2 separate regions of the Homo sapiens genome follow, and region 2 is linked to region 1. Evidence: chromatin contacts called from ENCODE Hi-C or POLR2A ChIA-PET data. All regions are on one chromosome and are shown on one strand. The core of a region is the stretch at or near the end of the contact, and the rest is flanking DNA. Distances in the headings are between cores, read along the strand shown. Region 1 overlaps LOC107986178 (a long non-coding RNA gene). Region 2 overlaps LOC107986178 (a long non-coding RNA gene).

What was found. A loop is a pair of places that touch in the nucleus more often than their neighbours do. ChIA-PET counts read pairs that join two places held with the same protein, here RNA polymerase II (POLR2A). Pooled maps may share reads with other maps.
Region 2: a loop to region 1 is called in a map of PC-9, with 6 times the contacts of the local background. The contact joins two enhancer-like sites. A Hi-C loop is called at or near these places in 8 of 168 maps with a recorded cell type or tissue (IMR-90, PC-9, cardiac septum and 4 more) and 7 of 50 pooled maps. POLR2A ChIA-PET finds 5 or more read pairs at or near these places in 2 of 52 experiments (HCT116 and PC-9).

The regions. Positions count from the first base shown.
Region 1 is chr4:11,609,984-11,617,679 of GRCh38, reverse strand. The region is part of intron 2 of LOC107986178 (a long non-coding RNA gene); the gene reads right to left. Among named protein-coding and RNA genes, the nearest start is that of LINC02360, 160 kb to the left of the region's middle. Within about 2 kb of position 3,104, at least 5 of the 41 ENCODE cell types and tissues checked have a DNase peak (open chromatin) inside an H3K27ac peak, as active enhancers do; they include HCT116, PC-9 and mammary epithelial cell, where a contact is called at or near this core.
Region 2 is chr4:11,697,737-11,705,432 of GRCh38, reverse strand. All of the region lies in intron 2 of LOC107986178 (a long non-coding RNA gene), which reads right to left. Among named protein-coding and RNA genes, the nearest start is that of LINC02360, 68 kb to the left of the region's middle. RefSeq lists an enhancer at 5,817-7,016. Within about 2 kb of position 4,500, at least 4 of the 41 ENCODE cell types and tissues checked have a DNase peak (open chromatin) inside an H3K27ac peak, as active enhancers do; they include HCT116, PC-9 and mammary epithelial cell, where a contact is called at or near this core.

The sequences.
Region 1 (7,696 bases), core at 1,855-4,354:
AACACAGTCCTGCCCATCTGTTTGGAGGTTATCTATGGTTGCTTTCCAACTGCAACAGCAAACTTGAGTAGATGTGAGAGAGGTTATGATACCCACAAAGCCAAAAGTACTGACTATGTGGCCTTTTACAGAAGAAGTCTCCTGGCTCTTATGTTATACTATGCTGGGTACAATATAAACAGAGCTGCACAACCAACCACATCAGTTAGGTCAGTTATGGCCGTAAGCAACCAACAGCCCAACTAAAAAGTGGGGGAGATTATATATGTCTCAAAAGACAAGAAGTTGGCAGTAGAAGAGTCTCACGGTAAATATAAAAGTCAACTGCCATCACCAGTAGCATAGATTACTCTCTTCCATTCTTACATCTTCAGTCTCCATTTTCTCAGGATAGCTGTCCCAATGCCAGGTGTCACAGGAAATGCCAATGTCCAGAGGTGAAGAAAACAAGCAACCATACCTTGTGTCTCATTTTAAGAATGAAACACACCATCCCAGACCCTCCAGGTAGAGATCACTCTTTGTTGTTTCTTTGACCAAAATTGTGTCACATGCCTTTTTTTTTTTTTTTTGACAGTCTTGGCCTGTCGCCCAGGCTGGAGTACAGTGGTGCAATCTCAGCTCACTGCAACCTCTGCTTCACTGGTTCAAGAGATTATTAGGCCTCAGCCTCCATGAGTAGCTGGGAGTACAGGTGTGTGCCACCACGCCCAGCTAATTTTTTTATTTTTAGCAGAGATGGGGTTCCGTCATGTTGGTCAGGCTGGTCTCAAACTCCTGACCTCATGTGATTTGCCCGCCTTGGTCTCCCAAAGTGCTGGCATTACAGGTGTGAGCCACCACGCCCAGCCCACATGACCATTTTCAAAACAATCCCTTGCCAGAATAATAAGATCAATATGACTGGCTAAGTCCAATCACGACTCACTCCCGGAGGTTGAGAAAGGATCCACTTTTCCCTGAAATAGAAGACTACCCCCTACCTGATGAAAATTGGGTATCTGTTAGAAATGAAGAAGGGGACAGAGAAGGACATTAATAGTATCTGCTATATCAGCTGAAATAAATCATAGACATTTTTATTAAATATTACAAATTAAGCACTAAAATGTAAACTCTGTGAAGGCAGGAATTCTTATCTTTCTGGTTCACTGCAGTAGCACCAGGGTTAAAATAGTGCTTAACATAGAGTAGGTGCTCAATAAATAAATAAATATTGATGAAAAATATGAGTGCATTTTGGAGAGTTGGGGAAGGAACCAAAATACATCTAAGTGAAAAGCTGTTATACAGTGACAAGATAACAGTGCAACTCCATATTGCTATAAACTTTGGTTTGAGTGATCCCAGCCATCCACGTAAGATAACTGGCAAGTGAACACAGGCGAAGAGAAATTCTAGATGAGAGTGAAAATCCAGCTGGAAAATCATGGAATTCAAGGCCCGTTAGTCCATTTAAATCAGAGAACCTGTCCTTACCTTTGTCACTGGGTCCAGAGTAACAATCTGGAAGGAGGGAAGATTTTTGTGATTGCTTACCTCTCTTATTGCCTCATATGCTGACAGCAGCCTAAAAGAAACACAAGAGACTCTCACGTAGAGAAATGGGCCACTTTCAACAAGTATTTACCTTTGCTATCTTAATGCTTGGTTGTGTAGGTTGCACAAAATTAAATAATTCAACAACCTGAGAACTTTTATTACACATATTCATCATCTAGGAGACATTGGACTAGGTTTAGGGATAAAGGGGTGAGCAAACAGACAAGTAAAAAACACGTAAATCAGCATAAAGGAAAAACGCATCAGGGAGGGGTTTCTGGAAAACGTTACTGCTCAGTTGAGGCCTGCAGAACGACTGGGAAGTTAGCCAAGTTAAGAAGGGTGGAGGAGGCAGTCGTGCAGATGGAAACAGGCACCCAGGCTCAGAAATGAGTGTGTGGCATGCCCACGAGACACCGAGGATCTGGATTAGGGGGCAGGAGAGCCAGGGATGAGGCTTAGCTCTGAGTTAGATCCAGTTACTTCATTCATTTATTCACTTATAAATAGAGTCTCTCTGAGGTTGAAAGACATCCAACCCTCCTTAATTTTTGGATAATTTTGATGTATGAAAAATAGACAGATGCTCAAAAATATTTTCATTTAATAATGACTCATTTTACCAAGGAAGATAATACTATAATAATTATTTCAAGATGAGGTTTATAAAACAATTTGCTAGGTCACTACAGCAGGAGTTGTCAGAAAATGGGTCATAACTACAAACTTCTATGAGAAAGTTTCCCCCACCCTCAATTCTGTAACTTTATGTATTAGTGCATATATAATTTCATTTGGAGACATTAACAAGAGTCTAAATTTGAGGACATCGTTTACTGTAAAACTCAGGCCTAACAGTCTTCACTCAAGTACCCAAGTCAATGATTGATTTAAAAAATATCTATTATGGGGAGAACCTTGTAAAGCCTGGACGTGGAGATGATAGTGGAAAAAAACAAGTATGGCACTGTCCTCGCGGACAGTAATATTTATCTTTCCAGGAGAAAGATGCATATTAAAGAAACATAAATGATTCAATTACCTCATATAAGTGTTTTGAAGAAAAAGACAACCTATCTTTAGGTCTCAGTGTCTATATTTATAAAAAGAGGGGGTGATAAAAGACTCTCTTAATGGACCCTGAGGTTACAAGTTAAGACTGATTAATTAGTCTATGGAGAGGAACTGCTCAGAGCAGGTTAGGTGAAAGGCATTTGGAGATGGTTGCTGCAGCAAAGGGACAGGAAGATTGCTCAGGAAACACACAAGGTAGAGTTCAAAGCATCTATTCAAGTCCTAGAAGTCTTGGAAAATAATAGAGAAGTAGAGAAGTAAAAAAGTAATGGTAGAAACCTCCTTTATGGGCATTGTATCCAGAGAAGTTTAGAAGCCAGGGGACTTTGAGAGGCAGCCATCTGCATTTTGTAATGTCACAGATGAGAAAACTATGTTCAGACTCACCGGAGGTGAACAGACTGGCCCAGTGCAGGGAGTGAGTCAGCAGGAATGGCATTTTACGGAATCTAGTAGACTCACTGATTTTTCCAGAAATACAGGTTAGCTGAGTCGGAAGAGTTGTTTCTCCAGCCAAGCAATGCCCCGTTGCATGTAAATGTTTCTCATCCAAAAGGATGAACAGAGCAGGTGCTTGACCTCCAGAGTTCATGAGTCTAGACCTCAGAGACATGGATGTGTTTATCCGATGAATAATGATAGCAGTAAACAAAAAAGAAGAAGGAAAGAGGTTGTGGATAATGCATGAGAAAAATGACTCCTATTTCCTAGAATGAATTATAAAGTATGAGATCTAAAGGATGCCACACTCCCTTGGTCCCTATGAAGCTTTCCTGAACTGAGCAGAGCAGTTTTTTCTTGAAGTTTAACTTCTATCTAGAGGGGCATCAGAGCATCTTGTGGTTTTTTTTCCACCATGGCCTCTCTGAACCAAATTTTAGGTCTTTAGCTTCCCAGAGCAAAATCCCTGGGAAAAGCTGAGATAGCCAAATAATTGTGAAGCAGGACTCCAAGCAAGTATTCTTGATGTCCAAGATAAATGACAATCATTTAGCACTTTCAGGAAAATGAAGAGAAACTGACTCCTTTTTATTCCTCCACCATTGTAAAAGGAAGCTTTGATATTTCTTTGTGATACCACAGCAGAAACTTCGTTAATTATAATATTATGCTTTTTGACAATGAAATGAACCTCCAGAAGTAGGCTTATTCATTAGGATTCTAAGTGCCCTCTAATCTCTGCCATCAATTTTCACTTTCCTTTTCACCCTTCCCAAACATTCCTATGTAGATATGCCTCCAAAATACACACAGTTTGACCACATACTTTCTATCTTGTGTCTAATATTTCCACCATCCCAACTTACAACAACAGCAAAATCTTAATAGACTCTGCATTAGCTAACATTTTCTAAATTCCTTTTTTGAAGAAAAGGTGTATTCCTGTATTTACAATTTTCTACGAGTGCTCATTATCATGGTCGGTAGTTCACCCTGGAATCTATCTGTGCTCTTTTAAAATAATTGTATGATGCACTTATTAAAACACAAACTTTTTTTAGGACTTCAGAGTTTTCAGGTTACATTAAAATCCACTATTTCAACTTGTTTACTCAGTACCTTTGGAATCCAGTATGTGGAGCACAATTTACTTAGGCAGAAATGGAGGCCCAACATTTCTAAATGACTTAAGAAACTGAGGCCCAAAATGTATAAATTATTTGCTCAAGGCCATACATCTCCTAACTGATAAAAATAAGCATGCTATCAATCAGGATTTAGAAGAGCAAAACCCATGCTCTATCCATAGTGTTCCTTATTAAGAAGAAATAAGTAAATCAGCAAATTAATTAGTAAACAAAAATAAATTTTAAAACTAGCATATGAATACCCTCCCCAATTAAAAGAATATCACATATCTCATTTAAACCTGACAAAATTTTAATGAGCTGATAGCATTAGAATCCAAAATTATTGTGAGCTGAACATTTAATACTGTAGTTCATATTATTTCTCTATTGTTTCTCATTTACATCATGAGTTACTTCACCCTGAGGTTAAGGATTGTTTTATTAATGTCTGTGCCCCAAAATCAATATGTTGAATACATTAGATGATTAACTCAGAATGAGGAAAAAAAAACTTCAATATTTTGAAGCAATAAAGATTGATTAAGATCTCATTCCTTTCTAATATCTAGGACAATGTGCCATGAATCGTTATGGAACTCATTCTGGCTCCACGTCAGAGAAAAAGAAACGGAATATTTGGAGTCCAGACAGGCTTCAAATTAAATCCTAACTAAACCACTTACTAAATGTTTGTATAAGTTTCTTAACATCAATTAATTAGGAATTAGGCCACTCACCCAGCTTCAGTTTTTTTGTTTTTTTGTTTGTTTGTTTCATTTTTCGAATGAGGATAATAATACCTCCCTGGTGGAAATGCTGTAAAGATTAGATACATGTGTAATATATTTAAAGCACCTAGCTAAATGACAGGTAGCTCTTATTTATACACTCCATCCTTAATAAGAAAACTCATTTCAATAATATTGCCAAATTATTTTCTAAATTGTCTAAGATACATTCTGCAAAAAGCATTGGCCTGATTTCCTACTCAATCACTATTACAAGGGCTTAGACAATTCACCAAGGTCTTCTGGGCCTCAGATTCTACTTCTGTATAAGAAGAAGGAAATAAAACAAGTAGAAAAAAGGAATTGGATTTCATGACCTCAACCACCACTTTCAGCTCCTGACATTCATTATTATATAACTTTTGTACATAACTCTATTTTTACAAGTAATATTTATTGGGTGGAGAAAGTTTTCCTGGTTATATTGTGCTTTGTAAGAATCTCAACTCCAGTCCACATCAGCAAATATGATTTCTGACAGGAAGTGGACTATTTAGTTGATCTCTGGAGGTTGAGAGAGATGGTGTTGATAGTTGCTCAGAATAAGATATGAGGATGTTAAGGAATAAAATAGGTGAAGACAGACAGGAGACAGGAGCATAACTGGATGAAAGCTAACACTTTAGCTAAGAGAGTACATATGGGAAATGGGTGAAGCAATCTGTGTAAATATGCTGAAGGGCATTAAAGAAGAGAATAAGTAAATAAAATTTGGTATTAAAAATCATGAGGAAGCAAGTAAATCATTATCCCATTTGCACTACCAGGAAGTGGTCTTTTTTCAGAAACTCTTTCCCTCTAGTACTTAATTATCTCATCCTTTGGTAGGGCCTTTTTCAACAGAAACCTTTGATACTAAAGAATGAAGGTGGGCTGGGCACGGTGGCTCACGCCTATAATCCCAGCACTTTGGGAGGCCGAGGTGGGCGGATCACGAGGTCAGGAGATCGAGACCATCCTGACCAACATGGTGAAACCCCGTCTCTACTAAAAATACAAAAAATTAGCCGGGCGTGGTGGTGGGTGCCTGTAGTCCCAGCTACTCAGGAGGCTGAGGCAGGAGAATGGTGTGAACCTGGGAGGCGGAGCTGGCAGTGACCCGAGATTGTATCATTACACTCCAGCCTGGGCAACAGAGCGAGACTCCGTCTCAAAAAAACAAAAACAAAACAAAACAAAAACAATGAAGGTGATACATGGAATTCTAATTCTGTTACTCCACATGCTCTTCCCAATTTTAAGTCATCAAATGAAATTCTCATTGAGTGTTCACTTCAGGCAGGGCATAGTATTTGATAGCCTTTGCAGTGGGATGTTAGTGAAGGCAGCCGACTAAACATTGGAACACATACATTCAAAAGGTAATGACTCTGCAGACTCAGATTAGGTAAGGGCAGTTTCTAGGTGAAGGATAGGTTTCAGGGTGGGGGAGTTGGAGTTTAAGTTTGCTCAGTGGTTCAGGGACAAAAGATGATGGCAGATTTGCCACCTCCAACAGGATGCTTGCCTGAGTGGAAAAATAAAATGTAGGGGAACGAATGGAAGATTTTCCTGGACCAAGCCTGGAGGAAGCTCACATCACTTCTCCCACACTCCATCACAGTGAGGTTTGTTCTGTAGCCATACTGTAATGCAAAGAATGCAGAAAGATTTGGCCAAGCTCTGTGACCGGAGGAAGAGCACACTGAGTGTTCAGTGAGCAGGCTGCCCCAGGGTAAGAAGAAGCACAGCTATGGGCACAGGCATGTGAAGAAATGTCTTTCATACATGGTGCAGTGTATCCCACACAATCAGGGAGACCTATATGTGAAGGAGACTGAGAACGTGAAAGGTGGGGGTAGATAATTAATTTGCAACCAAGAGGAGTAAGCAGGAATGAGGCAGACCTAAAGGGATGTATTCAATACAGGAAATTTTCATAGTATAGTCCACAGGTGACTTTAGTAAAATACATCTGAAATGAATCTAAAATACCTCTTGCCCAGTTGCAAACAGAATCTTCTGTTAGGTTTTCAAGATATCCAGAGGTGAGAGTAAATTACCCACTAATCAGAGAAAACTTCATTGTGCTCCTTCTCCAAGGAGCATCCCTGTCACTCGGATCCCTAGCCTGCTTTCAGTGCACTGACACCAGATTTCCATTGTCCTTCTGTGCTCCATAAGTACAGTGTGGCGGGAATGTTTTCCCTCCTGTTTACCACTCTATCTCTAGCACCTAGAATGGTGCCTGGCACAGGCTTCAATTAGTATCTGTTGAATGCATGGATTCAACAGATATTGATTGAATGAGTGAGATCATTCTTTGGGGATCTAAACAACAATGGACTAACAGAAAGTCAAAGCCAGAAAGGGTATTAAGAAAAACTGAGTTCAAACTCTTTCTTTTCTTTCTGAGACAGAGTCTTGCTCAGTTACCCAGGATGGAGTGCAGTGGCTTGATGTCGGCTTACTTTAGCATCTGCATCCCAGGTTCAAGCGAGTTTCTCAGAGCTATTACAGGTACACGATACAATGCCTGTGTATTTATTTTATTTTATTTTATTTTTAGAGATGGAGTTTTGTCATGTTGGGCAGGCTGGGCTCGAACTCCTGGCCTCAAGTGGTCTGCCCACCTCAGCCTCCCAAACTGCTGAGATTACAGGCATGAACCACCACACCTAGACTTCCATTTTTTTAAATATAGAAAGTCTGAACTCAGGTTTTCTTCTCCAGTTTTTCAAC
Region 2 (7,696 bases), core at 3,251-5,750, 86 kb before region 1:
TATAAGGTAATCGGATTTAGCAAGCAAAGAATACATGAAAAAAAAATGGATGCATCTCAAATGCACTGCATTAAACAGAAGCCAGATTTAGAGCTACAATATGGTCCTGATGATTCTGATTACATGACATCCTGGAGAATGAAAACGATGGACATATAAAAATATATCAGTTACTGCAATGGACTTGCAGAGATGAAGGGGAATGACTCCGACAGATCATTCAAGAACTTTTTAGGGTTCTACATCTCCTTTGTAGTGGTGAGTACATGAATGTGTGTGTTTGTCAAATGTTATAAACCAAACATCAAGAAAAGGTGAGTTTTATTCTGACTAGAAATGGCATTACAGTGGCATCACAATTAATCTGACAGGGTGGAGAGAGATAAAGAAAGAGAAAGAGAGAAGGAGAAACCAGGTCTAACCCCATTGGCAATCTTGTGTGTAGAGAGTGAAGAAATGAAAATAGACTAGTAGAGGAAAGTGAGGAGGAAAAGTAAGGTACAAAGAGAATTGACAGTGGTCTCTGGAGAGCTAAAAAAGGAATATAGTCTAAGATGAGATAGACCACTGTGTTATGCTGCTGATAGGGTATGCAAGGAGAATATTAGCCACTGGACTTAGTAATAGACAAGGCACTAAGTGACAGACAAGAACATTTTCAAGATCTGGTGGGTTAATAATGGGTTCAGGAAAAAGGAGACATGTAAATGAAGAGTGAGTAAAGAAAACACTTTTTAAAGAGCTTTACTGTAAACAAGCAGTGGAATGGGACAGGAGCCAGAAGGCATATGAAACCAAAGATTTTGTCCTCTTGTTTTATGATAATACTGAATGCTGGTATGTTGATGTGAATGATCTAACAGAAAGAAAACAACAGTGATGACACAGGACAGGAAAGAATTGCTGAAGTGAAAAACTTGAATAAATGAGAAGAGGTGGGATCCAGGTCATAATGTAGTCCAGAAGAATTAGAAAAGAAGATACAGATCAGGGAGAATCTGAGAAGTCTTGTTTTCAAGATAAGGCTGATTCTTGCTCAAGGTGGCCTGTCTAATTTGGAAAAGGATTCCACTGGGTATTGCAAGGTAATGCCAGAGGTTACAAGTAGTGGTATGAAGTGCCAAAGAAATGAGGTAATGAGACCTAGATTCGAGGTCTGGGTAATAGACAAGGAATTTATATTCAGGAAAAACCTGAAAAGATAATCAAGAAATTCAAGAGATGGGGAAAGTACATTTGAAGGGGTATAGGGAAGTAGGCTGTGCTCAGAAAGGTAGACAGGAGGCTTACCCATAGGCACTTGGAGTTATAGTACGAAATTTAATGTTACAATCTCTGGATTTGAACCAATAATCAACTGTGAATCACACCTAGCCAAGCCTCCTATATAATGTCAGGCTTTGCCAAGATTGACTAAGAAATTAGGAGACCCCGGGCCTGCTATTTGAAGGTTAAGTGTGACTATAGCTAATAAAACTGCAGTTGGTAGCAGTATTAAGAAAAATATTTATTTACTTGGTTCTATTTGTTTTAATGGATATTTAAAATATGCACAAAGTGCAAGTGGATTGATTTTGAGTGTCATTAATTCTTTGCTAGACCATTGAAGGAAAATGGCAGGCACAGAAACTATGGAACCGTAACAGATAAATCCTTTCTGAATCCAGTATTAAGCCATTCTTAAATGTTATTCTTATTCCATGTTAAATCCCACATATTTTTCCCCTTTTGAACAGCTCATTGAAATGATGGAACTTATTGGAGGAAAATGTGATTCAATAAGTGAAAGTTTATTCTACGTCTGACTTTTCAGGAAGACTAAAGCCTCATTTATACCTTATCATAGGTTGTAAAGTGCTTTCAAATATTTGACATGCTATTCTCACAATGAAATGATTTTTTCCTCATTTTACAAATGCAGATGTTAAGGCCTAGAGAGATGAACTGCTTTGCTTTAAAATACCCAGCTAATAACAGAGCCAGAGCAAAACTCCAGGCATTCTACATTCAAATCTAATGATAGTTCTGCTATGTCTGTACATAACATCATTGACCAATCATTGCAAATGTGTGGGTTATGCGCACAGAAAATTTGCATTCCCAGTGCTTGTTGCCAAATACTATTTGGTGGAATGTGTCTGAGGAGTTCGTATTTTAACTTTTTCAACCTATCTGAAGATCCTATCCATCATACAGATTCATTCAGCTCCACACAGTGGCACACAGGGTCGTTTGGGAGCTTCCATTAGGAAGTGCCCTTCTGCAAACTGTGCCTAACCACAGAGCCCTGAGGAAATAGTGTGTAATGAAAACAACACAAGTCTTGAAACAAGGAAGCATCATGGCAATGCCTGCTCTGCCACTCTCCTGCCAAATGGCCTTCAGCAACTTAAGTCATCTCTCTCTGAGCCTGTTTTCTAATTTCTAAGAAACTGACCTAACCTACAGAATTGTTATGAAGATGAGAACATACCACACTCAGCCAAAGCTGTTTCTTACAATGACCAAAAATAAAGCTTTAGAAACTAAAGTGTGGCATATATATATATATATGCACACACACGCACATATATATGGATAAAAAAATCACAATTGAAAGAATGTGGTAAAAAGCAAACGAGCTCTGCAATTCATCTGTAAGTTCTTTTGGTTTAAAATTTCATTTTAATTTTGGCACAACATTAGCAATCCATTGAAAATATTCTGAAATAACTCATATTCAGAGTTATTAAAGAAAGTTGATGGGTTTCACGCGCACGCGCACACACGCACACACACATACACCCACCCCTGCAGGTTGTGCGTTTTAGCAGACCTAAATGTAAACTTCTGGAATCCAAAATAAACTCCAAGTTGGTGATATCTAAAATTAACCCCAGTATGTTACTGTCTGCAAAAAAGAACTGTGAGAAAGTCTGTTCAGAGGATAATGATAGTGACTCAAATCCAGCTTGGAAGCGAGGCCTTCTGTGGGAGACAGAAGATGAAGGGTAATGTGGGGTGATGTCCTGACAAGAGCAAGCCGGAGTGTCACTCCAACTGAAGCTCATTCTTTTTACCCCAAAGCCTGAACCTGATCATTGTCCCTCTCACACGAGGCTTTACTGGATGCACCATGCCTCTTCTTTGCAGAGTTCTTTAACTGGCTTAAGACACTTCAATTTTGCAAGTTGAGTTGAGGACACCTGGTAATGAATGATTCAAGACACACAGGTGGCCCAGGACTGGGCCTGGCAGGCGTATTCCTGGAACGGCGCCCCCGTGAGGATCCTATATGCAGAGGGAGAGCAAGCCAGTAGTTAGATTCTTGCTTAGTCAATTATGCATAATGGCTGTCAGTCAAGTTCTCCTGTTTGTGTCCTTGCAAAACCTGGGGAGGGGAGGAACCAAGGCTGTGATGTGTTTAAGGGTAGCACTCTTACTTTAGTGGAAGCAGCTGCAGCCCAAGACTCGCAAGCTGAGTCTTCTCTCTGTAAACAGAAAATTCTGTTCATTGTCATATACAGAACCAAGTCCTTAGGGAGACTACAATAAGATCTTCGGGATGCTCATTTGTCTCTCAGCCTGAATTTCCTGCAAATTTTCTACATGCGTTGGGTGCTTCAACAATGGAGGGTGACTGTTAAAGGTTGAATTGTGTCCCCCGAAATTCATATGTTGAAGTCTTACCACCAAATACCGCAGAATAGGACCATATTTGGAAATAGTGTCATTACAGATATATTTAGTTATGATGGGGTTGTACTGGAGTAGAGCAGGCCTCTAATCCAAGACTACAGTGTCTTTATAAGGAGGGGAAATTTAGACACAGAGACACCCACACGAAGAGAATACTATGTGAAAATGAAGGGGGCAAGGATTGCGGTGATGCTCCTAACAAGTTAAGAAATACAGAAGATTGCCAGAAAACCATCAGAAGCCAGGGAAGAGGCACATAACTGATTTTCCCTCAAAATCTTCATAAGGAGCCAACCTTACTGACACCTTGATCTGGAACTTCTGGCCTCTGGAACTGTGAAAAAATACAATTCTGTTATTTAAGCAACCCAATCTGTAGTCCTTTGTGATGGCAGCCCTAGCAAATTAACAGAATTGTTTTGGCCTCCAAAAAGGGATATTCTCAAATTCTAGCATTTGCACATGTGTTTCCAGATCAGCAGAGAGTTTAGGGAACAAGGTTTGGAGCCAGACAGAAGTGGCTGTGATTTCCAGCTTGACCACTTTCTGATTGTGCCATTCTAAACAAGATACTTTGGAGTGTCTGCTTGGAAATTTTGAATCATAGTGGTTAACATTATGGCCTTGGGCTTCACAAAGATCTGGTTGCAAATTCCAGCCATTCACCCGCTGAGTAGCCCAGGTATGTTACTTTTCCTGAATGTGTTCTTGTTCTTATAAACAGTACAATACTTACTTTCCAGGAGGCTTATGAGGATTCAATGTCATAATGCACAGACATCTCAAACTTGCTACTCTGGCATCATCATTACTCATAAGAAGGAAGCAGGGATTATGTTCTCCTGGGATTCATTTCTCTTCTGCTTTCTCTGGACTACTATGTTTATCCTGCAGATTCCATAGAAGGGTGGCCTTCTCAAGAAAGCCTTGCCAGTCTGGTCAGCTGTGACCTATCATTTCACAATAGCTTATTCCTAAGAAGTGCATGCACCCACACTCGCGCCCACCCATGGACACTCATATTAACCTGTGTTTAAGTAGCTTACGTACATGCATACTCTCTCTGCTAGACAATGTCTTTTGAGGCAGAGACTTTTTTCATTTCCATATATTAGCTTTTTACATAATAGGTTCTCATTAAATATATGATGAAGAGATAAATGAATGAACAAATGAATGAATGAATAGCAAGCTTCCAAGTAAGTTTTAAGAGAGAGTTCTATTTTTCTATTCTTTTCCAAATATCTGTGGCTGTTTCTTCCTGCTGCTGCTGCTGCATGGCACTCTAAGGAAGGGAAATTTGAAAAAAAGATGCCTTCCAGGGGTGGGAAAGACACTGGTCAGAAGAGCCAAAGTGGATTCTGGGTAACGTATCCCTTACAGGTGGTTAGATCTTTTACGTTACAGTACCCTACCTTTATGAAACAGTCTTGCAAATGCTATCTCACTTAAATACCACATCATTCTACTAGATAGGCCAGAAGGACATTACTTCTCCATGTACCAGTGAGGAAACTGAGGCATATGACTTCCCCAGAATTACATAAGTTAAACAGAGACAGAGCCAAGTCAAGAACACAGTCTTCTAAGATGGCCTCATTTTTGACTTTTCTTCTTACTAAAACTTGCTGACTTTGATTTCATATGGCTGATTTCTAAAATAAGGACTTAGTTAGGCTTCTAACTGAGACCATTCAATAGATGTCTTAGTAAAAGTCATCATGTGTGGGTTCTAAGGACTGGTTTCCTGGGAACAATATGCCCTTCGAAGATAGGAACCTAAACATAACTCATTCAAGCGGAGGATGAAACCTTCAGGGCTGTAAAGCAAGATTCTAGATCAGAACATCAGGTGGAGAGTAAAAGATACTTCCATGAAATCCTAATGATGGTCCTAGCTCTGAATTGTTACTTGGTTGATAATTTTCTTATCTCTCTGAGTCTCAGGGTTCTTATCTGCAAAATGGAAATATTATCTGCTCTAATTCAGAGTTCATGACAATCAATTGTGATACGGAAAATGAAGAGCACCCCAAAAGTCTGTAGCAGATATGTAAAAGCCTATTAACCTTGTCTTAATAACATTAGGTTCTGAAATCAACAAATACAATTAAAATTGTATAAGTTGAAATGACTCCCCAAAGTCTTTTGAGAAGGTACAAAATTAAACACTATTATTTTTTATCTGCCTAACACAATCAGCTTTCCCTCCTGTGTACATACAAATTGGTCTCTGTTTCCTTCAGCATAGAAGACGTTGTTAATTTTCTTCCAAGGAACATGTGAAACAGGAAAAAATATGAATATTTACTATAAGAATCAGACAACTGAAGCAACAGCACATTCCTCTCTCACTTGTCACAATCAAGGACATATTCAGAGGAACAGATAAACGAGGGGTAGAATCACCTGTGCTCTATTCATTGTCATATTCCATCTCTCTCCCTCTTCATTATCATTATTATCAACAGCATGATTATTATCCTGTCATTATATGCCAGCATGCATAGTTTAATCGTATAAATCAAATTTGTGTATGATGCAAGACCATGGTGTTTAGAAATCAGATTCAGAAGCCCTCAGTTGTAATTGAAGTGGCATACTGTGAGATGAGCCTCCAGTCATTATTCAAAATGCAGTGAGTCAGCGCTTCCCATTTTAGATCACACAGCCCAACCCCACCTAAGATATGAATCCTAAGGTTTATAAATTCTACTGTGGTTTAGCTTTCCTGAGATTTTTGACTCAGCTTCCTGCCCTGCCCTCATCAAGTTCTAGTGACATTCCAATGACTGTTAGGGAAGATAAAGTATAGGATCTGAAAAGAGCAGCGTCCAAGGTAGTAATCTACAGGGGTGGATGACTCCCATCTTGGTGGTTGTGCCAGCCAGTTCCATATTTAACACACAATGCATGGGACTTGCAGGTTGGGTGTGTGTGTGTGTGTGTGTGTGTTTCCCTTAAATACACTGAGTCGTATTCACAATCTGAATATAAAGAACTAGCAAACATCTGAACTGAGCTTCTTCGGACCAAGCTAAGACTCAAAGCAATTTTCCTTTTAGTTATTTCAGAATAGATACTGATCAGGTTAACTTTTGCAGACTCTTCCCTACCTTAGGGTGGTAGTATTTCAGTGGGTAGCAGTTAGAGCTCGGGACATACTAGTAAACCAAGGTAGACGCCAGGCTCTGCTCAAAAGCCACCACTGAGAAGAGTTTTCCCCAAAACCACTTTTCTCAACACTGGGCTCTTCCTTCCCCACTCTCTTCACAGGATTCCTGTTTGCTATTTCAGAGATACTATGGTTCTTATAGACAGTGGCAGCAGGCTCCCAAATCTTCTCCTTGCTTTTATTCTCAGCATACTCCAATTTATCTCCCACACTGTAGCCAGAGGTAGCTTTTAAATTGTAAATTTGACAAAGTAATTTACTGCCTAAAACCTGTCAGTGTCTACCAGTTACCTTCAAGACAGCATTCAAAATCCTTAAGAAGCCTTTCAAATCACTTGGCAAGCCAGCCCAAACAACCGTCACGCTTTATCTCTTACCACACCTTCAGAGAGTGCTGCCAGATTAAATTAGAAACAGAGAGGAGGCCAAAAAAAAAAAAAAAAAAGGCAAGAACATATAAAAAACAATTTTCTTTGCTTTCTCTAACTACATGGAACTCACATATAATCTATGTTAAAGCCATTGCCTCTTCACCACAGTTCTGTTAAAGAAGAAAACCCTAAACATCTGACTTTTCACTGGATCATAAACATTTAAAGATGGAAAAGACACAAAGCAGATTTTCTACACCTTTCGTGAAGACCTACACCTCCTTAGCTTTTAGGAATCCAACTTTTTAAAAAATCTGATTTAAAGGTGACTGAGCAACCTGCCCTTGTTTCTATTTTTCAGCGTCCCTCAGAAAATCTGTGTTAGGTTCAGTAAGCATGTAATGAATGCTGAGGCTTTTGTGCCAACCTATTACTGGTGCTGAAATGGATTCTGAGTGAAATTCTGACCTGC